Linked DNA regions of Homo sapiens: region 1 is linked to region 2. The links are chromatin loops, found by intact Hi-C in ENCODE. Cell type or tissue: A673. All regions are shown on one strand. Links, peaks and the distances in the headings refer to the core of each region. The heading gives the core; the rest is flanking DNA. Region 1 has its middle 34 kb from the start of FHL1. Region 2 overlaps ARHGEF6 (Rac/Cdc42 guanine nucleotide exchange factor 6).

The links. Peaks named below come from ENCODE experiments on the same cell type or tissue, not always from the same donor. Only the 100,000 strongest peaks of a DNase experiment are listed, where the experiment ranks them.
Region 1: a loop joins it to region 2, with 3 times the contacts of the local background. A loop is called at or near these places in 7 of 110 quality-filtered maps.

The regions. Positions count from the first base shown.
Region 1 is chrX:136,158,342-136,166,826 of GRCh38, forward strand. It overlaps a transcript of FHL1 not described here. Among named protein-coding and RNA genes, the nearest start is that of FHL1, 34 kb to the right of the region's middle. In A673, for the core only: a CTCF peak has its summit at 4,705; a DNase peak (open chromatin) is centred at 4,690.
Region 2 is chrX:136,685,047-136,702,382 of GRCh38, forward strand. ARHGEF6 (Rac/Cdc42 guanine nucleotide exchange factor 6) reads right to left here. Exons shown (of 22, transcript NM_004840.3): 10 at 5,564-5,702; 11 at 2,886-2,945; 12 at 631-777. Among named protein-coding and RNA genes, the nearest start is that of CD40LG, 46 kb to the left of the region's middle. RefSeq lists an enhancer at 9,735-9,834. In A673, for the core only: a CTCF peak has its summit at 9,946 (motif pointing left); a DNase peak (open chromatin) is centred at 9,925; H3K27ac peaks cover 377 bases.

The sequences.
Region 1 (8,485 bases), core at 2,736-7,735, 530 kb before region 2:
TTTGTCACCTTCTAGAAAAATCCAAGTGTCAAAAAATATCTCGCTGGCTCTCTGTTCTGTTGCTATTACTTCGGCATGCGTCGTCTCCTCTTGCCACTCTCGATTTCTACTGTTTCTGCCCTATCTTCCTTCCCTGATTTTCCTCCTCCATGTCTTTCCCGTATCCTGATGCCACTTCTCTTGCACTGCTCTGATTTCTCATGAGAAAGCCATTTTTATAAACATCTCCAGACCGAGAGGGCAGCAGACTAATTCCAATGTGTCAGATAGCATCTTGGAGGCTGTTTCTCCTGTGATCCAACACTTTTTTCACACTCCTTTCCAGTTTCGAGCTGTACTGGAAATTGGAGAGTTGTGAAAGGATGGTTTTTGGATAATCAAAGTTGAATATACTTGCTGGGCTGTGTTATGACCGTCTTTGAAGCCACGAATCATTAAAAATAAGTGAATAGTTTACATTATAATATTCCTAGGAAACTTCCTTTGATAATTGTAAAGCAATTAAAATTGTCCTGAGATAAGGTGATTTATTGTTTTTCAGAATGGGCCATAAAGATATTAAAGAACCCATTCAACATTTGTCAAAACCCATAAAATGCACAACGCAATGAATGAACCCTAATGTAAACCCTAGACTTTAGTTCATTATAATGTATTAACGTTGGCCCATCAATTGGGACAAATGTACCACATCAATACAAGATATTAATAATAGGGGAAACTGGGAGATGGATGCTAAGGAGGTATACAGAAACTCAGTACTTCCTGCTTAGTTTTTCTGTAAACCTAAAACTGCTAAAAAAAAAAAAAGTCTACTAATTAAAAAAAAAAACTCTTCAAATGTATGGGTTTCAGAAATACAAAGACTAGATCAGGAGCTTTTTATTATTACCGTGTGGATTAAAGTCTACTGTTTGTGGCCAGGTACAGTGGCTCATGCCTGTAATCCCAGCAATCTGGGAGGCTGAGGTGGGTGGATCACTTAAGGCCAGGAGTTTGAGACCAGCCTGGCCAACATGATGAAACCCTGTCTCTACTGAAAATACAAAAATTAGCCGGGTGTGGTGGCATGTGCCTGTATTCCCAGCTATTCGGGTGGTTGAGGTGGGAGAATCACTTAAACGCGGGAGGCAGAGGTTGCGGTGAACCGAGATCACGCCACTGTACTCCAACCTGGGAGACAGAGTGAGACCCTGTCTTAAATAAATACATAAATAAATAAATAAATTCCAGTGTTTGTTTTTCAGAATGAGTGAAATAAGAGATGTGTTTCTCCTTGAGTGATGTAACTTGTGGCACGAGCCCCTGAAAAGGGGAAGTATGAGGTTCCAGGAGAGCTGCCCAGTACCTCCAATGCTATGTCTAGTTGCACAATAGTCAGTAGATAGGTCAGTGGGAGCAGTGGGTTGGGACTTCGCTTGCCACCCTTGAAACATCATGCCATCTTTGCAGTGGAGTCCCAGATTTGGCAAATTCCCTGCCCTACAACCCAGTGGGCCCTCTTTTGACCCTTGCATTTGTGGTATCATTAGCAACAGTGACAGTTGGTGAACTTATGCCAACTCTGAGCCAATATCCAGGTCAGAGTTTGATTGCTTTGGGCCAAAGGCTATTATTGCATGGCTTGTAGAAGCATAGGCCCAATGCCAGAACTTCCATGCACTTACTCAGTATGGCCAGCTCTACAGTAAACGTGTGTGAAAAGATTCGGTTTTTATAGGCATTAATGTAAATAGTTTCTTTATATTGGACCTGGGTAACTATGATGGGCAATTACAAGTACCCATTGCTTTCCTGAGTTGGCTATGAGAACAGAACATTCTGTGGTACGTGGTAGTGGGGGTGAGGGGAGGATCAGGTCTAAGAGGGACATTGCAGCTGCAAAGGGAAAGAAAAAAACTGAGAAGCCATCAAGGATTAGAAGGCAAATGGGAGCCATCACTCAAGCACTGTGTATCTTGAAGTGGTTGTCTGTCAGGTCTGTGATAAGACCTGGGGTGAAAAACCTCATAGTTCATGTGATTATCTGAAAAATACCAATAAAGGGAAGAGTTGATTATAGAGTTCGCCTGTTTAGTTTTTTTGTTTGTTTGTTTGTTTTTTTTGAAACTGTGTCTTGCTCTGTCACACAGGCTGGAAAACAGTGACGATCGTGGCTCACTGCAGTCTTGACCTCCTGGGCGCAAACAATCCCTCTGCTTCAGCCTCCTGAGTAGCTGGGACTGCAGGTGTGCATCACCACACCCATCTAATGTTTTAGTTTCGTAGAGGCAGGGTCTCGCTATATTGTCCAGGCTGGTCTCAAACTCATGGCTTGTTTAGCTTATTAAACTTTATTTTGTATATTGGAAATAATTCTTTGTGTACAGATCTGTTAGGTGTCCTCATTGTTACATCTATTGTTAGACAGAATTTTATTTTTCTTAATTTCATTGGTTGCCTGAATTGACTATATATGTGGTACCACCTGTTAAAAGCAGATTTTGATGAGGAAGGGGAGAAAGAGGATAAAAATAACCTCTCCCTCAAGTCCCATTTCATGATGGAAGCTAGGATTCCAGTTCAGTGGCCAGGCTAAATGGTCACTTGATGCCAGTAGTGAGCTACTGCCACTGGATTTCTTTCAGTCAGCTTCACAATCGACACCAAATCCTGCAGCTGACGTGACTTTACTGCAATTCATGTTGATTGGAAAAATGGCAAAAGTCACCATCTAACCCAATCATAATATGTTTGTTTCCCAGATATAGACAGGCTGGGTTCGTCATTAGGCCTAGTGTAGTCATGCTCCCTAACTACTGTGAGTATCTGGAAGGATTGGGGAGGTATAGTGGCAGCGGCTTGTGGGACAGGCATGTGACAGCATCCTTTTGCCCCCTTGCTGCTCACCCACCTGCTTCTTGCCACCTATTGGCTCCTCTTTGTCTTCCCCTCATTCTGTCTTCTCTTTATCCTTAATCCAGTTACTTTTGAATTTTCTGTTAAGGAACCAGGAGAGCCTCAGCATGAAAATAATTGGCTTAAGTATTCAAAGTACCAGAGCAACATACTTTATAATTCTTGGACTGCCTGATTGTTACTGCTGCAGTGGTTTGTTGGGTATTAAATGAGACTTAGGGTATTTTGTAAACGTTTTCTGACATACAATTTGAAAGTTGAATTTTGTCACCTTACAAACTTAGTTATTCCTGCAACTTTTAAAACCCCCCTAAATTTTCCTTATGTGTTCATGATTATCCCCATAGCAGATAATGGCCACATGCGTGCTGATATGAAGGATTTGCTCCAGGGCTAATTGATGGGAGCAGAGCTGCCCAGTTGCTGAATTGTAAGGAAACAGTTCATGGAGCGCCAATGCCAATTTAGGAAAAGTATGGGGCTGAGTACTTAGTAAGATGAAATAAAAAAATATTTATCCAGTGCTTACTCTAAGGAGAAGGCACTTGGCTAGGTTTGCTAGATGCTGTGGGGAGCCTTAAAACAACAGTGATCTCTTCAAGGCCGGGCGTGGTGGCTCATGCCTGTAATCCCAGCACTTTGGGAGGCCGAGGCAGGCGGATCACTTGAGGTCAGGAGTTTGAGACCAGCATGGACAATATGGTGAAACCCCGTTTCTACTAAAAATACAAACATTAGCTGGGTGTGGTGGCATCTGCCTGTGGTCCCAGCTACTCAGGAGGCTGAGGCAGGAGGATCACTTGAACCTGGGATATGGAGGTGGCAGTGAGATGAGATTGTGCCACTCCACTCCAGCCTGGGCGACAGAGAGAGACCCTGTCTCAAAAAAAAAAAAAAAAAAAAAGTACTAGCGATCTCTTCAAGCAAAGAACGCCCATTCTAATTGGAGAAGCTGTTAAAGACACATGAAGGATGTGGTGGAAAGAGTATTGAACTGCATAGGGTGTGGGGAGAGAGTCAGGAGTTTTGAATCCTAGCCTGAGTTCTGCCACTAAGCATTGGAAACTCTGGGCAAATCATCTCCCCACTCTGGGTCTCAGTTTATAAAAAGGCAAATGAACGAGATCATCTCTAAGATATTCTGTAGATTGATTCATAAATGTGGAAGAGATTCTGGAAAACGGAAGCTTGAGCCCAGGAGTTCCAGACCAGCCTGGGCAACATGGTGAGACTCTGTCTCTACAAAAAATACAAAACATTAGCCTGGTGAGGTGATGTGTGTTTGTAGTCCCTGTTTCTCAGGAGGCTGAGGTGGGAGGATCACATGGGCCCAGGAGGCTGCAGTGAGCTATCACCTGGGAGCTTGTTAGAAATGCAACTTTCATGGGCCCCACTCCAGACCTAGGGAATCAGAAACGCTGGGGATGGGGCCCCGCCATCTGTGTCCTAACAAGGTCCTCTCTCAGGAGATTTTGAGGCACAATAAAGTCTGACAATTACAGGCTATAGGAATTTGGGTCAGTGGTTCTCAGCCTCTGCCATACAATAGATTCATCTGGGGGAACTTTGTTGGGGGTGGGGCGCTGACTTTGTTTGTGCTGCTGTAACAGAATATCTGAGACTGGATACCTTATAAAGAACAGAAATCTATTTCTCACGGTTCTGGAGACTGGGAAGTCCCAAGATCAAGGTGCAAACAGGTTCGATTGTTAAGGGCTGCTCTCTGCTTCCAAGATGACACTTTAGTTCTCCAGCCTCCAGAGGGGAGGAACGCCCTGCCCTCATGTGGCGGAAGGCAGAAGGGCAAGAGAGCCAAAGGCTCTGTTGAAGCTTTAATCCCATCCACCAGGGAGGAGCTCTCCCGGTTTAATCACCCCACCTCTTAGAGGCCCCACCTCTCAATACCATCACATTGTCCATTAAGATTCAACACCTGAATCTTGGACACATGAAAACCGTAGCAGGCACCCAGGCATCACTAGTTGCTTTGGCTCTCCAGGTGCCGCCAATTTTGAGAATCACTGGTTTAGGGGAAAGTGGCATGAACCAAGACTTCTGTCATTCTCTAGCTGCAATGAACGTCAGATGCAGGGAGTCAGCCAAAGCCAGAGGCTTGAATTTCACTCAAAGAAACTTGGCCTTTAGATTACAATGGAGAAAGGTTTTTGGCAATGGGAGTGATACATCCGAGGTGGAACATTTGAGAGATGATTCTGATGCTAGCTATGTGAAGAAGAGGGCATACCCATAGTTAAGAAATCTGATGAAATAGTCTGGTGTGAAGTGATAATGGGCCAAATTAGGACCTTAGAAATGAAATTATAAGGAAGAAAATGTATGAAAGCTCTTTTGCAGGAAAAATGGGCAGGGTTTGGCGATGGTTGCTGGGGTGACAGCAATGTTAGAATGTCTTTGGTTCAGGAGTACCTCTCAGACTTCTGGGAGGGCCAGTGCTCTCTAGATGCATCTGGCAAAATTGTCATGTATGGATCTGTACAATTCTTTGTTTTTTGTTGCTTTGATTTAGGAGTTATAATGCGGAGGTGACCCACAGCAAGTTATAGAAAAATACAGAATTACAGTCACCTCAAAAGCTACTCATGGTCATCATGTCAGAGGGAAAAAATGCTGTTTTTCTTTTAAGGAAAGAATGCTTGGAGTTGTGGGAAAGTTGTAGACTTGGCAATGAGTAATTCAAGCCTATCAGTCAATTAAGTGAGTTTTTATTTTATCATTTGTTTTATTTGGGAGCTGCTGTAATAGTCATTGAGAGGACATCAGTCTTCATATTTTTAAAACAAAACAAAAATACCATTGAACATTAGGGCAAAGGACAAGAATTTCAAGGTTTTTACCTTTTGACTTCAGCAAATATTTGCTGCTCCATTTTTCTTGCTAGATTTTGCCATTTGACTTGTGTTTTTCCTTTGTTCCAATTTGTTCTTTGTGCTTGATAACTGTAGTGTACTCTATTTTTTTTTTTTTGAGACACAGTCTTGCTCTTTTGCCCAGGTTGGAGTACAGTGGTGCAATCTCGGCTCACTGCAACCTCTGCCTCCTGGATTCAAGTGATTCTCGTGTCTCGGCCTCCCAAGTAGCTGGAATTACAGGCACGCACCACCATGTCTGGCTCATTTTTGTATTTTCAGTAGAGATGGGGCTTCACCATGTTGGCCAGGCTGGTCTCGACCTCCCAAAGTGCTGGGATTACAGGCGTGCATCACTGCTCCTTGCCTCTATTCTATTTTCGATGGCTTTTTTATTCATAAGTATTCTTAAGGTTTTAATATTCCAGTTAAAAAATAAATATATTTGTCCCTTTATGTTTTTCCCCAATATACTTATTCTTCCTTTATGACCAAAAATTATTCAAATTTGCATCCAGAAATGGCTCACAGAAAGAGCTCCTTGGTATTTATTTAGGGCATGGTGGGACCTTTTGTTAGTTTCTAGGTCATGCCACATCTGGAAGGAAAGACACCTTTTATTTACTAATTTGAAAATCTATGAAAGCAGACTCAGTATTTTACAGGGTTGCATATATTCCTATGCAAAGTTGCATATATTCCTATGCAAAGTTAAAAATGACTCACTACTCCAACTTTGGTAAATGTGTGCACTTTAGTTTTTGAAAGAAGTGCAAAAATCTGCAGAAAAATCTGGACTAATCATAACTTGAAATTTTTAGTATATCTGGTAGATAACTTTTAAAAATATAACCCATCTTTTCCCAAACTGGATAGGGATAATTCCTCTCTTTGCAAATTGTGAGGAATATTATGATTGTATCATATAAAATAAATATAGAAACGTGTAGAATAAATGATCTTCCAGAGTATATAGAGGATATCACCAGATAATACTCTGTACTAAATATAAGGACACAAAACTGGACTTTATTATATTTCTATAACTGGTAATATCCTTCCAGTTTTTGCTTGTTTATTAAATGAATATACTGTTAAAGATTTGGTTATGTTGTAGATCTTAATTATGTTGGAATTATTAAAAATGAGGCATCTTTAATCTGTACTGCTTATTTCCAATAAATTATTTTGCCGAATGAGAGCCAGTTTACCAGTTCTTTTGTTAAAGAAAATGAGCCAGTGGCTACCTCAGTTGTATTTATCATTGCCTTTTATGGTAAACATTTAAAATGTGTTTTTAATGGTGCACATGCCGATGTTTCTGACCTCTATAGTAGCATAAGTATTTGAATAAAAGTGAGGTAAATGAGAAGTCTGTGCCACCCAGTCTCATCACAAGTGTACCTAATTAAGAAGATGTTTGGAATTCACTGTTCTTTGATTTCTTGGGTGGGAGAGAATATTCTGAAGGCTGTGATTAAGGAATCGTTACCATGACAATCACATTCAAAGAATTGAGAGGAGACAATGAGTCTGTGGGGGATCATCTCTTTTGATTGATTTGACTCTTCTTTTAAGTTCTTTCAAACAGCTGTTGTCACTGGATTTTCTTTTCCACGTAATTCACACAATTGATTGGTGATGTGGGGATCATTGAAGCTTGGTTGTCAGTAGTGATAAGGGTCAGCAGTGTCCATGACCACAATACTTTTGCTAAACCTGGAGAGTGATTGTATGTGTTAAATGTCACTAAAAAGTAACTCTTGGCTTCTTTCTGGAATAATATATGTGGTTTGTCTATTTTCACTTATTAATTTTGTCAGGGTGGGATATGATTATCATGATCTCTTTGAAAGCATGACTAACTCTAAAGTGTTTGAGCTTTATTTTGGATTACTTTGCTGTCATCTTACCCAGTGTTTTGTGTGCTGTTTTGTTTTTATTCTTTAACTTGCACAATGTTGTCAACGTAATTTATATGATGTTCTGGTCAGAGACACAGTTACACGCTGCAGATTGAAAAGTACACACAAATATACCCACCATGAGTGCTTCAGCCTCACGACCCCAGCTCATGTTAAGTGGGACATGCTAGTACAGATGATAAAGTGAAATGGAGATACAAAGGCAGTTCAGATCTGACTGTCAATTTTTCTCCTTTGTGGACTAATTCTGGGTGGTGAAACCATGAACTATGGAACGAAGACTGCTCCAGCATGAGTCTGAGTTGAATCCCATGTGAGAGCTTTGCCTCCTCAGCCTTTGGGCCTTTCTTTCTTCTGCCCTCTGGAGGGTGTCAGAGAACATGAAATGCAAGGACTTTCTGGAAAGGATAGCCAGGGTTTGGTCTGGTAACTAGAAGACACTTTCCCTGCCCCTTCCCCACCACCCCCTCCAAGCCGGAACATGTAGAGGTGAGGAGCAGACAGAGAGATGGCAGGGAAGCCATTGGCAAGGTGGGAATCTTAGGAAGGAAGTGATTCCGGTTCTTGAAAAAGACAACCGGATTCCATTAAGTAGAATCGGTATGAATTGTACTCATCTCTAGGAAAAATCAATTCCAGAAGGGTGAGTAAGATGAAATATGATAAGACTAGTGTGTGACAGATTCAGGTTTGAAGCTTAAGGTGGATGGAATCGAAAGAAAGGTATATTTGGTGTCAAGTGTTTGTGGCGGCATGTGAAATCATTATCCACGTTTGATAACAGTTTGACTCTTT
Region 2 (17,336 bases), core at 7,123-12,122:
TGACTCAATCAATCTTTTACTAGGGCCAAGTTGCTTCTTTTGCTCCCTACAGGCTGGTTTCCTTACTGTGCTGCAGCAAACCAAAGCCACATTTCTGTTCTCTCCTAAGATAACAATGACCTCTGCCTTGCGAAATCCTCCCCTTTTGTTTTTGTGCCCCCTCCTCAAGTCCTGTCTCCGTAAGGTCTTCTTGATCTCTCCCTCCTGTGAACTTCTATGGACTCTTGTTGAGATTGCAAAATCGAACATTGACTATTTGGTTTGTCAGCTAGTTGCAACTTGTGTTTTAGTCTGTTTTTAATGAGTTCTTTGAAAACAGGGATCATTGCTTGTTCTTTTCTCCTATCTCCCACAGCACCTAGCAGAATGTTCAACAAAGAACAGGTGCTCAGCTTCTGATTTGAATGTTGTAGCATTTGACTTTGATGGAAGAACAAGGAAGAAAAACTACTTAAGAGGCTCAGGCAGGAGGATTGCTTGAACCCAGGAGGCAGAGGTTGCAGTGAGCCAAGATGGCACCACTGCACTCCAGCCTGAGTGACAGAACAAGACTCCGTCAAAAAAAAAAAAAAAAAAGGAAGAAAAATACGAAAGATGGAAGAAATAATGTTGAGATTTGAAATACCTTACCTCACATGCTCCATACTGCACCATTACTTGTGACATAAAAATCACATTTCCCAAGTTTTTAATATCTTCTCCTTCCCATGCCTGAATAGGTTCGGACAGTATCTGTAACTCCAGCTGTTTTCTCTTCCTCAGATCTTGACATTGCCCCTACAGAACCAAAGCAGAACATAATGGAATAGGAATTCTTATGAAATAGACTAAAATAAGACCAAAGTAAGATGTGGCTTCTGACTCTTTGGTTCCCACTGAGTCCCTATTCCTCATCATGAATCCCATGACCCAGGCCTGTTCTTGATAGACAGAAAGATCCACTACCCTAAATCTCTAGGCTTGAGCCCCCAAAGGTTTTGTGAGGAAGGCCTATTTTTCATTTTGCCAAAGCATCAAAACATAATGCTAGAAAGAGCTTATTTCTCCCTCCCTGTAAAGAATATGGGAAAGCAAGCAGCCAAATCACACTGACCAGAGCCAGGTGAGGACCTGGTAGATTCAGATCTACTGGTTGGTGCCCCTGCTTTAGCTCCTCTTACCTTGTCTATCTTTGCATAAATAGGGCTTTAGTGACAAAATAATTGTATTTCTAACATATGCTCAATTTTCAACAAGGTAACATCTTGAAAATAATAAAAAACAAAAAATTTCTCCTGGAGTTATAGTGAAAGAGAAAATTAAATTCTTTATGCCACAGTGAATCAAACTTATAATGAAACCTAGGCACTGCTGTACTTTGTTTAAGGACCAAGATTGCTGTGAAAAAAATACTAAATTAGTTTTTATTCCTAAAAGGATTGGAAAAAAGAGATACAACTGAATTTCATGATGACATACTGAAATTTCAAACCAAGAAAAAATTACAGTTTGCCAACACTATGTGGGGTATGAATACTCTTTCTATATATATGTGTGTGTATGTGTGTGTATATATATATATATATATATATATATACACATATATATATATATATACACACATATATATATACACATGTGTATATATATATACACATATATATATATACACATATATATATACATATATATATATATATATATATATATATCTCACTGCTTAAGAAACTGTGAGGTTATCTTAGAGTAATTTAACAGCATGCCTTCCAAATTGAATACAAAAATAAGCACATGGTTAGTTCTGTTACTGTTTCCAAATGAATGTAAGATAATATTTTGGGGTTATATTTTCTATAAAATCTCTGCTGTCCCTTTCAGCTACATGGAAACTCAAAGAAATAAATTCACTGTACACATATTTTAAGAGCACCTATAGTAGGAATAAATATACTAAACCATCAAGGCAAGTTATATAATATAATCAGAAAGAAATACAGGTTTTTAAAAAGACTCATTTTACATTCCTATTTATACAAGAAAAAATAGAAGAACCATAATTATAATAAATGCTGTGGGTTTCACTGGGCTGTTCTATTAGCTTGCGCCATGTAAAACTGCCAATATTGGACTGTTTTTGGCATATAACAATGGCAATTTTAATCTAATACTTACTCTGGTCTTCAACTTACTGTTCAACTACAGACACGTCAATTACTGATCTTTCAACAAGGATTAATAATTAAACATTAGTCCAAATCACTTATAATGCTACAGAATTGTGTGAAATGAAGCTAAGTTTAATCAATTGCCCAAAATGAAGTTTTCTTTCCTCCTAAAATGGCACCAAGTGGTTTTATATCAGTGGGTTCAAGAAGATACATTAACCATCATACTGAAGATACAAGATCACGTGTACCTTTGATAGCAACCTATATAAAGCACTTGCATTTTAGTTCTTTAGGTTTTTTCCCCCCTTTTAGATTTGATGAAGGATTTCTTCTTCATATGCAAAGAAAAAACTCATACCCTTTGGCATAACTAGTTGAATCCAGTATTGATGCAAATCAGTGAATGATGAGTTACACAGACTCGTCATTAGGTGAGCAATGGGGGTAAAGACAAAGAGACAAAAGGAAACCCCCCACCTACACACCAATGCTTAATGTGGCTTAATGTGGCTGAGACTGTAAATGTGATTGCTTTATACCCTCAGCCTGGCAACCTTTCTTTAGGTAAGCATGATTTTTGGAGGACAAAATTAAGTGAAACAATCACTGCTATACTGTCATGAAAGCTTATTTCCATTCTAAAGACCTTTGTATAGGGAAAGAAATGTTACACACAAATCGCTCTTTCAGGAATAAAGTATACAAAATGGAGAATTGTGATTTTAAAGCATCACCTACCATGAGAGTTTTGAATGCTACGATTGCTTTCAGAATATCCTGATGATCTGGATGAGTATCCTATCAAAGGAATACATTTGAAAACAATGTTAGAGGAGAGAGGATCAGCAGTTGCCAAGGGTTAGGGGTAGAAAGAGAGTATGGCCACAAAGATAGCAAGAGAATTTTGGGGGATGATGGAACTGTTCTGTATTTTAATTGTGGTCATGGTAACATGAATCTATACCTGTGTGAAAACTCATAGAACTGTGCACCAGAAGAAAAACGTTAATTTTACTCTATACTAAAGATTAAAAAATAGAGCAGCATGGGAGCATTTGGAATCTCAGTGACTCTAATTATTAGGTGATTAAGAAATTAAGAGAGTTGGTAATGCATCATATATTTAGTAACAATGTAGTAAAAGGCAAGAGTTCCCACTTCCCTTTTTGCTATTATACTTTGGATAATGATTATTTAATAATAAATATAATAATTAAATAATTATTCGGGGTACATCATTAGGTCATGTTGTTGGTAGATGACAGGAGGTAGGGAATGGTGGAAACAAGAGTCGTGGTTAGAGAAAAATCAATCTATCAGCCGGGCATGGTGGTGCATGCCTATAGTCCCAGCTACTTGGGAGGCTGAGCTGAGAGGATCAGCTGAGCCCAGAGGTCGAGACTGTGATGAGCTGTGATTGTGCCACTATACTCCAGCCTGGGTGATAGAGTGAGACCCTGTCTCAAAACAAACAAACAAACAAACAACAACAACAAAAACTCAAGAGAAAAATCAATCTAATTCCATTTCCTAAAATGCCTCCATTTTCTTTCAGCAGTGTGAACATGGCAGATGGGAAAAGATTCCAAGTTTCATACCATATTTTCCTTCTTAAGCAAGGCTCTTACACATGGCCTGCAATCCTGTGGTACTTGCAATTCCGAAAGTGGACAGATTCAAAAACGGCTTAGAGGAATCCATAATTCCATAACTGTTTATGAAGGGAAGACACAGATTCTTATGGGTAGATGTGCACCTAACATTGGGGCATAGGGGATATGTCCTTTGGAACTCAGCTGGAGTAAGGGAAGACTAAATCTCCTGCCCCACTAGTCTCGGGTGATAAAATACAGAGCTGAACAGATTAGGGGCCTGACCCAAGCCAAGAATGACATTGCTCATAAAAAGTAAGGTTGTATTCCTTTACAGTAAAATTTATCCTTATCCAAATCAACTGACAAACAAGAAGTTCAGGCTTTATTCTACTGTTAGCAGCCATGCCAAATGCTCTGAAATCTGCACAAAGTGTCTCACCCAGTGGTGAACTAGTTCTAAAGGCTTGTATTTTCTGATGATGGGAAATGAGAGGCAGCCAAAGACATGTGACCCACAGCAAATGGAAGCAGGAGGAGAACAGGCTCCACTACAAGAAAGACTGAGATATAGGATCCAGGCAGCAGGAGCATCTGGGATTTGTTTCTCCCCAAAATAAGTGCATATTTGCATTTCAACACTGAAAAGTAATAGAAACTGAGGCCACTCGTTTCTGGATTTTTGTGATAAGCAAGGAGGGGCAAACCTCAAACGGTTCAGCAAACTGGTTTAGCTTATGGAAAGGCATCCAGAGGTCAACACCTTCCTGAGCCCTAACTGAAATTTCACACTGACAGGCTTTGCTCACCAGCTCCCCACTGCCTCCGGCTTTCAGGCAGGTCAAATACCCTGAGAATGTGGTTTCGCTCAGAGAACATTCTTTCAATCCTTACAAATGCTGACAAGCCCGGCAGAGTGCGGGTGCACTCTTTTTCTTTAAAGATAATCAAACCCCTTGAAACCTCAAAACCTTTCCCCAGACACAGGAAGAGCAACTAGGGTAAATGCAGCCTCCTCCAGCAGGCCCTCCTCTCCCACCCACACTTAAATCCCCCATGAACAATCACAAAAGAATGGCTCAAGGAGCTAGCTCTGCTGATTGGTTTTTCATAACATGAGGCCTTTGGTTCTTGGTGAAAAAATATTCAATTATCAGGCCTCATTGCAAAATCTTAGAATTTAGAAAAGATTATAGCTATGCTACAACAGTTGCAAGTAAACTGTAGGCTTATAAATAAAAATGTGGGGGGACTCTGATGTACATGCATGATGTGTAGAGAGATACCACTAATATTGTATCCATCCATTAGTCTTTAAGGAATACCAGAATCTTCCACTGTTATCCAGAGTCAGGAAGTTGAATGATGGCAGAATTCTAGAGATAAATATTCCTGTCTATAGTGAACTTGTTCTTTGTACATTCTGATGTTGTTTTGCTCTATCTCCCACAATAAAGTTGGTTAATATACCAGAAACAAAGAAGATTTCTTAGTTGGATTTTGACCAAACTACTGAGAGGGCAAAAGAAAACTCAAGTTAGCAAGTAAGCATAGACTTAAGGGAAGCCACAGGACCAAGGCTTGGAAGAGAAGAGCGAAAAGGGAGAATGATCATTAATATCTAGTAGCAAAGAGTAAGGATCTTATTTTGCTGCATAAAAAGGAAAACTAGAAGCCTGAGAAGAGGGAAGAACAGATAAAGTAAATTTTGAATCCAAGACCTTGATTCCTCTGCAAGGCCATTTTGGAGGCAAATTGGCTGCGTCCTCCAGAGCACAGGACCATACTTGGCACACGAGCTTGAAAAAGTTCACCTTCCCTTACCTCCATATGCCGTTCTAACTCTTGCAAGAGAGTAACATATTTCTCCAGTCGCATGAATGGTTTGCTGAGGTTTGTTGTTAAAATGAGGATACCTGGGCTCGATGCACCTTGATTTTCCATGAATTGTTCCAACTCATCACTAGCAAAAGAACAAATATAATTTTGTTACTGTTGAATATCTCATGTAAAGAATTATCAACCTAAAATTATTTTACTGTATTTCACACAATATAAAGCCAAATAAAAATGTGTTTTACTAGTCCAAATGCTGTTCAATTTGTTTTGGCTCAACTAAATCAGGTTTTATTAAGCTCCTTCTGTAAAATCAGCACCAGGGCTCCTTTGGTGAGCCAGACACTCATGATCCCTGGTGTCACACATTCAACAATTACTGATTGAGCATCTACTAAGTGACAGGCTCTGTTCTCTGATGGGGCTACAGCAGTGAACAAAAAAAAAAAATCCCCACCCTTAAGGAGCCTACATTCATGGGCGTGAGATATACAGTGTATCAGATGACCCAGAACTTAAAGTATAATTTAAAAAATAGATTTTCTTAATCACTTCAAACGTCCTAGTTATTGGCTGGTCAGGTGCCTAAAGATAACAATCCACAAGGTTGTATCACCCACTTGTAATGTTCTAGAATCACTTCCTGCATTTAGATACCAGCATGTTTGTATGACTAACCACAAAGTCACTTAGCCCAATATCAAAAACCAGTGAAGCAGGTTAACCAAACACTTCCATAAGGCAGTAACTTGGTGAAAAAATATATTAATATTTTATGAACTGTGTGCTGTAAATGTCTAATTCTAAGCCAGTGCTTTTTCTGCTGTTTAGCACCGTTCCAAACTGTTTACTTTCCACCAACAGGGATATTGAGTCCTGGGGCTGCAAGATCATTTTGATACATATTTAAGCAAAATATACTTAGAGGAGGAAACCTACTGCCTAAGTGACAGCTTATGTTGAAACTTCTGCTTTATTACATGGCCCTTTTACCTCTTTGGTTGGCCATGCATATCCAGTCAGTCACAAATCTTCTTGGATCTGTTCATTCCTTTCCATTCCTGCTGCCACTGCCTTAGTTCAGGATTTCAGCTCATTCCATCTGGCTCACTTCAATAGACCAACTGTTTTCCTGGCTTCCAGGCTTTTTCCAGGTCCTACAGACTACCATTTTAGCCTCACTGCTTTCCTACCCAAGAGGCTGAGTGCCTACAAGATCAAGTCTTAACTTTTTAAACTCCTACTGGCTCCACCATCTTTCTCACTACTCCCCAGCAGGAAACCCCTAGTGCAAAGTGACCTACTTATTCTCCCTAGAACACGTCTTATGCCATGGTTCCCAACTGTGGTGTGCTGCTATAAGGTGTGAAGTGTGTTCAAAAAACTTGCTATCAGTAATAAAGTACTAGGAGGCTGGAAACAGAGCGGATTGCAGGTTATCCCTGCAATCCCCACCCACACTCTCCCTTCGTGGGCTTTTCTGAGCAGGAGAGAAAAGATGGAGTTTCAGCTAATGCAACAGCAGCCTTGAGTCATGCAGTATGGCACATATGTTGGGCTGGGAATGGCTGCCTTAATGGAGTCTAGATCACATATGAGAGGTCATATCTAGCAATTGCTGCTAATCCTTTTATAAAACTTTTACAAAATTATAGAGACAGGGTTTTGCCATTTTGCCCAGGCTGGTGTCGAACTCCTGGGCTCAAGCAATCCTCCCACCTCGGCCTCCCAAAGTGCTGGGACTACAGGCATGAACCACCGCACCCAGCCTGCTGCTAATCCTTTTATCAGTTTTCGTAGTCTTGTTCCAGAAGTAGCCAAAGGGAGGGAAATGTCCTAGACTTGGAGTCATAAAAGAGAGTTGGCAACCCTGGATGAGTTGCCTGAGCCTCAACTGACTCATGCTTATAAGAGAGATAAAACCTACTTCCTAATAAAATTGCAAAGATTAAATATTGGGGGTTTTAATGCTACTATTTCATGCTAAGAATTGTACATGCATTCATTCTTGTTTAATGACAACAACATTTCAACATAGGTGTTCTCCCCATTTTACAGATGAGAAAACTGAGAGGAAGGGTGATAGTAAGTGGCTACAGTGGGATTCATACTCAGGTCTGAAGCCAAAGCCTCAGGTCTTTTTAGGATGCCATACTGGCTCTCTGCAGGACAGGATTTTGTAAACTTTAAAGTAGTCAGTGGATGCATTATTATTATTATTATCCCAAGACAAATACCTTGCTAAAATCACATCTTTAAAAACTACCAGTACCTGTGGTTTCCAACTTAATGGAAATTCAATTGATGTTCAATTGCCAACCAAGAGCATAAAGTGCATAAAGAGGTTTAAAAATTCATTGCATATAAAATATAATTAGGGAAATAACTCGGGTTTGGAGTGCATTTGAGTAGAAATGTAATTTGGAGAAAATCATTTTCCTAATTTCTTTTCAATTTAGTAAACAAGTTTTATTTTTTCTTTCAGTGACTAAATGACTGCCCGCATCCTCAACATTTTACTCTAATTGATGCAAGAGTGAAAGCAATTAAAAGCAAATGCTAATGTGTACCTTATTATTACCTTCCATGCAGCATTCTAACTTCTAGGCTTGCTAAACATCATAAAACAATTTAAATTTATTTCAGTACAACATGAGATCACTATCTTGGATTAAAACACTGGTTCTTCAGAAAAGATAATTTTACTAGGGCAACAAAAGAACAAAATTGTCCTAAAATGCCTTTTATCTATGATAAATAGATCCTAAAAGACACATTTTATTTAGCCAAATAAACATAATACACAAATTAGTATCATTATACACAAATATAATACATAAATATATATTGTTATACCAAAGAACAATCTGTCTTTTAAATGTAGAATTTTATACAGCCCATTTGAAATAGCAGTGGATTAAGACTTGCTTTTCAAGCTTAAAATGTTCTGTATATGTGACATGATACAATAGAAGCAGTTCTCAGTGTATAAATGCTGTTTAAAACAACATACATTTATTTCATAGAATGCATGGTGGATGGGGCTCTGGGATATTCTGGGTTGGACTGGAAAGCTGAAGAAAGCTATGTATACTATAATAACACTACAGAGCTTAGCCATCTCATATAGAAGTGCTTCTGTGGCATCTTTGTATAGGTTTCTAATTTGAATGATCATAACTCTACCTAGCAGAAGGTCAGAGATTCCTCCTCTCCACCTCAATTACTACCCCACCAGCCCTTCGGGGGAAATCACTGTGGTCCAAAAGGGGTGGTGAGGCAAGAGGAGCTGGCTGCCACAGCCTCTGGCCAGTGGAAAATTTCAAGAGTGCCACTCACACTGGGTAGAGTGGTTCCCTTTCTTCTCTTTTTCATTTATCCAGCCCCAGATATTAGGTGGTGTGCTTCTTTTGCTTCTTTTTTTGTCCCCACTCCTTTTTTTTTTTTTTTTGAGACAGTCTTGCTCTGTTGCCCAGGCTGAAGTGCAGTGGTGCGATCTTGGCTCACTGCAACCTCCACCTTCAGGGTTCAAGCGATTCTCTTGCCTCAGCCTCCTGGGTAGCCGGGACTACAGACGCACACCACCACATCCGGCTAATTTTTGTGCTTTTAGTAGAGATGGGGTTTCACTATATTGGCCAGGCTGGCCTGGAACTCCTGACCTCCAGTGATCCACCTGCCTCGGCCACCCAAAGTGCTGGGATTACAGGCGTGAGCCACCGCGCCCGGCCTTGTCCCTACCACTTTTTGTTTGTGATCAGTCTTACTTGCTCCCTTCTCTGGCCCTTCAAAGACAGAAAAGAACAGAACCTAGGCTCAGAATTTTTTACGTGCTCCCTGCCCCCAGAGCAAGTACACAACTTTTTGGGGGGTTTCTCAAAGTCTTCATTGCTGGCAACCATGGTAAACAAAGAGTGGAGAGAACTAACAAGAGCAAAAGCACAGCACAGCAGAGACGGAAGTGAGGTCCGGATCTGTCTTAGCACCAACTCCTCTTCTCTCTGATCTCTCATTTAACCCTCTCCCTCGTGAAAAAGGATGAATGCCACACTGAAGCAAGCACAGGAGAGAAGAGGGTATTTTTGTAAAAGAGAGGTTATTCCCAGGAAGAAACAGGAGCTACCATAGCAAGCTAGCAGGGGAGAGGGAGGGGAAATCCCGAAATACCTCACCCAGGGGACAACAAAAGACTAGAGCGGCCATTCAAATATATGCAAATATGGGGACACATCAAGGTTGGGGTCTGATTACATATCCAAATTCAGGCCATACACGACTGCATTTTTAACAAGACAGCTGCATGCAATCATACAATTTTAAGGCTGGATCCCTTCTCAGGGCCAATTGTTATAAGCATTCCTGGTATGGTATTGCCACCTAAAGGCCGAAAGGAAGAAGTTCACCTGAACATCACAGCTTCAGCAAGGAAAGAACAGAAATCCACCAATGTCCCTATTTCAGCTGAAATCTTCATCTAAAAAATGTTTAATGTGAATTTTCTGTGAATTTCATTTCACTGTGCTTTGCCTTTAATAGGTCAGCATAAATTGCCACTAGATGCATGTAAAATAGTTGAGATTATATTAAAAGCACATGTGAGAAAAACCTCAAGTATTTTAATTTTCATCCCTTTTACCTGTAAATAAACCAGTAAGATAAAAATTTAGTTCTATGAGGACTCCAGTGAGTCTTCCATCATTTCAAGGGATATTATAAAATTCTCAAAAACACCGTTAACTAAAATTAAACAGGGCATTATACTTCACCAAAAACTTGAGAATCTTTTAAATCAACTGTGTAACAAACATCAAACCATAATGTTTGAGGGAAGCTTTACTTAATTATAAAATTAAATTCCCAACATAGGTAAATGTAGTCAGTAACATTTTAACACATAGAGTTACAATGGAAACTTCTCTAAACACCACAGAAAGTCTGCCACTTGAGGTAAACCATTTCTTTCCAGTATTCATCCAGAATATTGTTTTCATATCAAAAGGAGAACATGTGCTCATTTTACTGGTGTTAAGGAATTTGCCCTTATATTCACAGGACATTTATGAATTCATCAAAGGAAAAAAGTCTGTGAATCATTTTTTCTTTATTGTAGATATGTAGAAAAGTATGAAAACATTCCTGGAAATGACAAAAACAAATTTAGGACTGTGGTTCACTCTGGTGAGGGAGAGAAGAGCAGGAAATATTGAAGGGGATACACAGAACTTGAATTGCATCTATAATTTGTTTCTTAAGCTGAATAGTGGGTACGTGGATGTACTTTATATTATCTCTGTTCTTTGTATGCTTGAAATATTTTATACTTTTTTTCCTAAAAAGAAACTAGTAGCTGGTAGGTAGATGTTTAAAGGACACATAGGGCATGGTGACACAGTGCTGGGTGCTTAGTATACATTATTTCATTTAATACTAACATCAATCCTGCAAGGTAGGTGGTTTGACCCTCATTTTACAAGTGAGGAAATTAAGGCTTAGAAATGAAGTGAATTGCCTTGGGTAAAACAGCCTCTAAGTGGTAGAATTGTGAAGTGAGACATTAAAAAAGTGATAAAAAGTTTAGGCTCAGATCAGGCAAGGGCACAGAAGGACAGAAAAGGAAACAGTAAGGAGTTCCACTTTTGAGATGGTGGCATGAGATTCATTGGATGCACTACTCAGTTAAAAAAAAGCGTAGCAGGTGAAAACCATTTAGGCCAGGCGCAGTGGCTCACACCTGTAATCCCAGCACTTTGGGAGGCTGAGGCAGGAGGATCACTTAAGCCCAGGAGTTTGAGACCAGCAGACTCTGGTCAACATAGTGAAAGCCCTGTCTCTATAATTTTTTTATAATTAGCTGAGTGTGGTGGTGTGTGCCTGTAGTCACAGCTGCTCAGGAGGCTGAGGTGGGAGGATTGCTTGAGCCCAGGAGTTCAAGGCTGCGTTGAGTTATGATTGTATCACTGCACTCCAGCCTGGGTGACAGAGCAAGACCTTGTCTCTGAAAAGCCAATAATAATAAAAATAAAAATAAATAAAATATCTAGAAGTTGTCCTAATGATATAAGATAAATGAAAAAAAGTATTTATTCAGGAAAATCTACTAAAACTCAGTAAGAACAGGGAGAACTTACAGCATTTGAGCTATGACCAGCTCTCCCTTTTCTCCCTCCTCCCAACTCAGCTTGACAGAAGCTCCATTCCGGGCAACTGTGACCAAGTAGAGAGGCCTCCCTGGCCTCTCAGCTACCAGTCAAAAAATATGATATCTCACCAGGAGGGACAGGTCATCAGCACATCTCTCCCCTTCAACTCTGTGTAAAAGAGGCTAAATTCCTGGTAAGTGTGCCTGAGAGGTCGAAAGCTCACTTCACGCAGCCCCGACACAGGCTGGAGAGTAGGCCCAATCACCCTCACCCCAGCCCAAGTGTAGGGTAGAGAGTTCCATGCTGGAAAAGGCAAGCTGGAAGAGGCAACCAGAGGGTACCCATGCTGCCCAGCTCCCAGAGTAGTGAGATTTTGCCCAGAGGGAGACGCAGTCCATGGGAACAGAAGAGTTCTGAAGCTCTCCATGAAGAAATTGGTTTTATTTGGAAAAAAGGCATGTGGGGATATTCAAGCTTAAGAGCTCTTGCCAAAACAAAGGAGATTTTGGTAGTAAGCCAATAAAAGGAGGCAGGTAGCTCCTGTCACTTAAGTGCAAAAAGCTAACCCATAGGCCAGCTAGGTCACCAGAGAGAGAACCAGGGAAACAGACAGCCAGGAAGTGCTAAGAAGGATCAGAAGAAACCTCAAAGTCTAGTCTCAAAAAGTGTCTCCACTTGAACTTAATTAGATCAGATGGTGGAGCAATTTATGTCCCCATGAAATTATCAAAAATATTAGAGCCAATCAGCTGGAAATTAGGAGAGCCTAACACCTGGATGTGATACCAAACGGGGCTTAAAGGAGAGATCAGGGAGTGAGACAGTCAAAGACAGCTCTGCTAAGACCACTGTCATTCCAGAGTGACTGCATGCCTGACCAAGGCTGTGCCCTCTGAAGAGCGATACCAGAGATTGTACTCTGTGAGCGAAATAGACTTCACTAAAATAGTCAAATCGAGTTACTAAACAAACACATAAGCAAACAACAAAAACATGTCCCAGAGAGTGGGGAATGAAATCAGTATCACAGTTGTGAAATCTAAAATTACCTAAAATGTCTTGTTCTCAACAACAAAAAACAATATGGCACACAAAGAAACAGCAATGTGTAACTTACACAAATAAGAAACAACAGAAATTGTCAGTAAGAGGCAAAATGTCAGACTTAATAAAGTCTTCAAAGTAGCCATTATAAATATGTGCAAAGAACAAAAGGAAACCATGCTTAAAGAAGTAAAGGAAGCTATGATGACAATGTCTCACCACATAGAGAACATCCATAAAGATGCTGAAATTGTAAACAAAAAGAAAGAAGAAGAACCAAATGAACATTCTAGAGTTTAAAAGTAAAATAACTGAAATTTAAAATTTCATTAGAGGGGCTCAACAGCTGATCTGAACTGGCAGAAGAAAGAATCTGTAAACTTAAAATACATCAATAGAGATTATGCAATATAAAAAGGAGAAAAAAGAATAAAGAAAAACGAATACAGCCTCAGAGAAATATGGAAAATCTTTAAGCAAAAGAACATATACATAATGGAAGTACTAAAAAGAGAGGAGAGAGAGAATGGAGCAGAAAAAATATGCAAAGAAATAATGACTAAAATTCCCAAATTTGAGAAAAACATCAACCCACACATACAAGAAGCTCAATGAATTTCAAGTAGGATAAATGCAAAGAGGTCCACACTCAAACAAATTATAATAAAAATCCTGAAAGTCAAGGAGAAAACTGAAAGCAGGAAGAGAAGAACAACTCGTCATGGGCTAGAGAACCTAGATAATATTAACAGCTGATTTCTCATCAGAATCTTGGAGGCCAGAAGGCAGTGGGATGACATACTCAAAGTACTGAAAGAAACAGAACTGCCAACCAAGAATTCTGTATTCATCCAAACTATCTTTCAAAATGGAAGGTGGAATGAAAACATTCCCAGACAAGAACTAAGAGAATCCTTTCTTAAAAATCCACCTTACAATAAGCACTCAGTGAAGACCTTCAGGCTGAAAGCAAGTAAACCCAGACTTAAATTTAAATTCACATATTAAAACAAAGAGCACCAATAAAGGTAAATATGCAATTATGAAAGACAGTATAAATACATGCTTCTTCTTCTCTTAACTGATATAAAAGCAATTGGCCAAAGCAAAATTTTATAATTTCATTGTTGGACCTATACACACATAAATTTAATATATTTGAAAACCACAGCATGAAGGAGAAAGGTGGGAGCAAAGGTCTGTTGGAATAAGAATATAATACCAGATAGTAACACAAATTCACAGGAAAAAATGAAGGGAAATAGAAATGGTAAATAAGAAAGTTAATATAACAAACACTATAAATATATTTTTCCTTTCCTTTCTTCTCTCAGTTGTATTAATGGACATAAAATTAAATAACAATTATAGCATGTATTATTGTGTATATGGAGTTCATATTTATAATAATAATAACAAAAAGGGAAGAGGAAACAGTTATACAGGAGTCACATTTTTATATATAACTAGAATTAAGTTAGCATAAAAAATGAAGTCCATTCTGATAAGATATATATGGAAAGTTTTAGAGTAACCACTAAAAGACACCCCAAAATATAGTGAAATATTATAGAGAAAATTTATAACAAAAACGTTTAAAATAATAAAAAAATAAAATATAGTGAAAAAATCATTAAAGCACTTCTGATTTCAGCTCTGACATCGAAAGAGCTTGGAAGTCATCACACTATAGTCATAATTAAAAAAATACTGAACAAACTGAAAATCAATGACTTTTGTTAGATTTACTGAGAATTGAGATCACAGAAAAAATCACCACCTCAAAATCTGGAGAAACAGTGAATACAGAGAATTACAGCTGAGATTAGCTTCCCTAAAGCAGAAGCCACTGGACCCAGTAACTGGCAGGAACACTTGCATAGTGATTTTAATGAATTCCTGGAGTCTGAATGTGGACCCCAACTTGAGATTTAAAAGCTCCTGGAGAACCATCTTGAGGCGGGGCAATGCTTTTGTGGGTTTGGGATCCAAAAACCCAAAAATGTTCCATAGTGAAGATCAGAGAAAAATCCTCTCATGTTTTGGGATAGGAGTGGGGGCGGGGTGGAGCATCCATTTTGAAATAATCCCAGAACCTTTTCCAAAACAAAGGCCTGTCTTCCAAGGGAAACTATGTTGCCAAGTCTTATCTGACCTGAGGAAGGTACAATAGGCCAGCTTCAGCCCTCTCTCATCTTCCTGCCATATGTGAGAGGACTAAAAAAGGCTAAGAATTGCTTCTGGAGGTCAATTTCCAGGGACTCAGGTCTACTAAAAAATTGAGACTTGTTCATAACATTATAGAATGTGTCCCCTTCCCCAACACCTTATCACCACATTGACAGGGCCCCAATATATAATAACAGTGGATTACAGGGAGGGATCTGCAAGACACAGACTCTATTTAAGAAGGAGTTCTTAAGAAACCCAAAGATAGGCAGGGCGCGGTGGCTCAGGCCTGCAATCTCAGCAGGATTGGGAGGCTGTGGCAGGTGGATCACTTGAGGTCAGGAGTTTGAGACCAGCCTGGCCAACTTCATGAAACCCTGTCTAAACTAAAAATACAAAAAAATTAGCCAGGCGTGGTGGCACATGCCTGTAATCCCAGCTACTCAGGGGGCTGAGGCATGAACATTGCTTGAACCTGTGAGGCAAAGGTTGCAGTGAGCTGAGATCGCGCCACTGCACTCCAGCCTGGGAGACAGTGAGACAAAAAAAAAGAGGAAAGAAAGGAAAGAAAGAAAGCCAAAGTTAATAAGAGAGAAGGAAAGGAAACAAAAAAAATCTAAAGCCCCTCATACTTACAGCTACAGCAAACATTAAACACAGGCAAGATCCTAGTCAGATTAACAGAAAACCTCACAGTAAACACCTAGTTACCTCAGTTCCTATTACTTAATTTATCATGTCTGCCTTCCAACAAAACATTACAAGGCATGCTGAAAGGCAAGAAAAAAACAGTCTGAGGAGACAAAGCAAGCTTTAGAATCAGACTCAGATATGACACAAATTTTGGAATTATTAGGGAATTCAAAATAACTATGGTTAATATGTTAAAGGTTCTAACAGATAAAGATAGACAACATGTAATAAAAGATGGGTAATGTAAGCAGAGTGATAGAAACACTAAGAAATGATCAAAAGAAAATGCCTGAAATAAAAAACACTGTGACAGAAATGAAGAATGCCTTTGATAGTCTAACAAATAGGCTAAACATAGCTGAGGAAACAGTGAGCTTCAAGATATGTCAATAGAAATTTCCTAAACTTAAATGTAAAGAAAAAAATTTTAAATGGAAGAGAATACACAAAAACTGTGGAACAAGTACAAAAGGTGTAACATGCATAATGGGAATATAGACAGAAAAGAAAGAGAAAAGAGAAGAAATATTTAAAATGTTGACCCTATTAGGCCAAGAATTTTGCAAAATTATTGACAGACCCCAAACTGCTGATCCAGGTATCTCAGAGAACACCAAGCAGGATATATAGCAAAACATATCTACACCTAGCCATTTCATATTCAAGCTGCAGAAAGGCAAAAGCAACGAGAAAATCTTGAAAGAAGCCAGACAGGGAAAAACACCTTACCTGTAGAGGAACAAGGATAAGAATTGTATCAGACTTCTCATTATAAACCATGCAAACAACAGAATGGAATGAAATATTTAAAGTGTTGAAGGAAAAAAATGACAACCTAGAATTCTGAATACTTTCTCAAACAAACAAAAAATGTGGGAAATTGTGGCCAGATGACTTGCCTTGCAAAAATGTTAAAAGAAGTTCTTCAGAGAGAAGGAAAGTGATATAGATTTAAAAACAACAAACAAAACTTGGATACATGGAAAAAAGTATCAAAAATAATAAATCCAGGTAAAACAAAATATTTCATTTTTCTTTTTTTTTTTTTTTTTTTTTTTGAGATGGAGTCTCGCTCTGTCACCCAGGCTGGAGTGCAGTGGCGCCATCTTGGCTCACTGCAAGCTCCGCCTCCCGGGTTCACGCCATTCTCCTGCCTCAGCCTCCCTAGTAGCTGGGACTACAGGCGCCCACCACCACGCCCGGCTAATTTTTTGTATTTTTAGTAGAGACAGGGTTTCGCTGTGTTAGCCAGGATGGTCTCGATCTCCTGACCTCGTGATCCGCCCACCTCGGCCTCCCAAAGTGCTGGGATTACAGGCGCGAGCCACCGCACCCGGCCTCATTTTTCTTATTCTTAATTGATTTAATAGATAACTGTTCAAAGTAATAATAGCAACAGTGTATTGGGTGATTTTACTTTATAGAAAAGTGAAATGAATTACAATAATATTATAAGGGATAAGAGGGAGGAATTGAGAATATTCTGTTATAAGTTACCTATGAAATTGTGTAGTGTTATGTGAAAGTGTTGTTAGATTTAGCTGTAAATACATAACATAAACTCTAGGGATACTGGTAAAATTTTTTAAAGGGAGTATTATATGCTAAGAGAAAAGTGAAAATAAAATGTTTACTAAAAACAGAAAAGGCGGAAAAATAGAGGTAAAAAAGAAACAAAGAACAATTGCAATGAATAGAAAACATGGCAGATACTA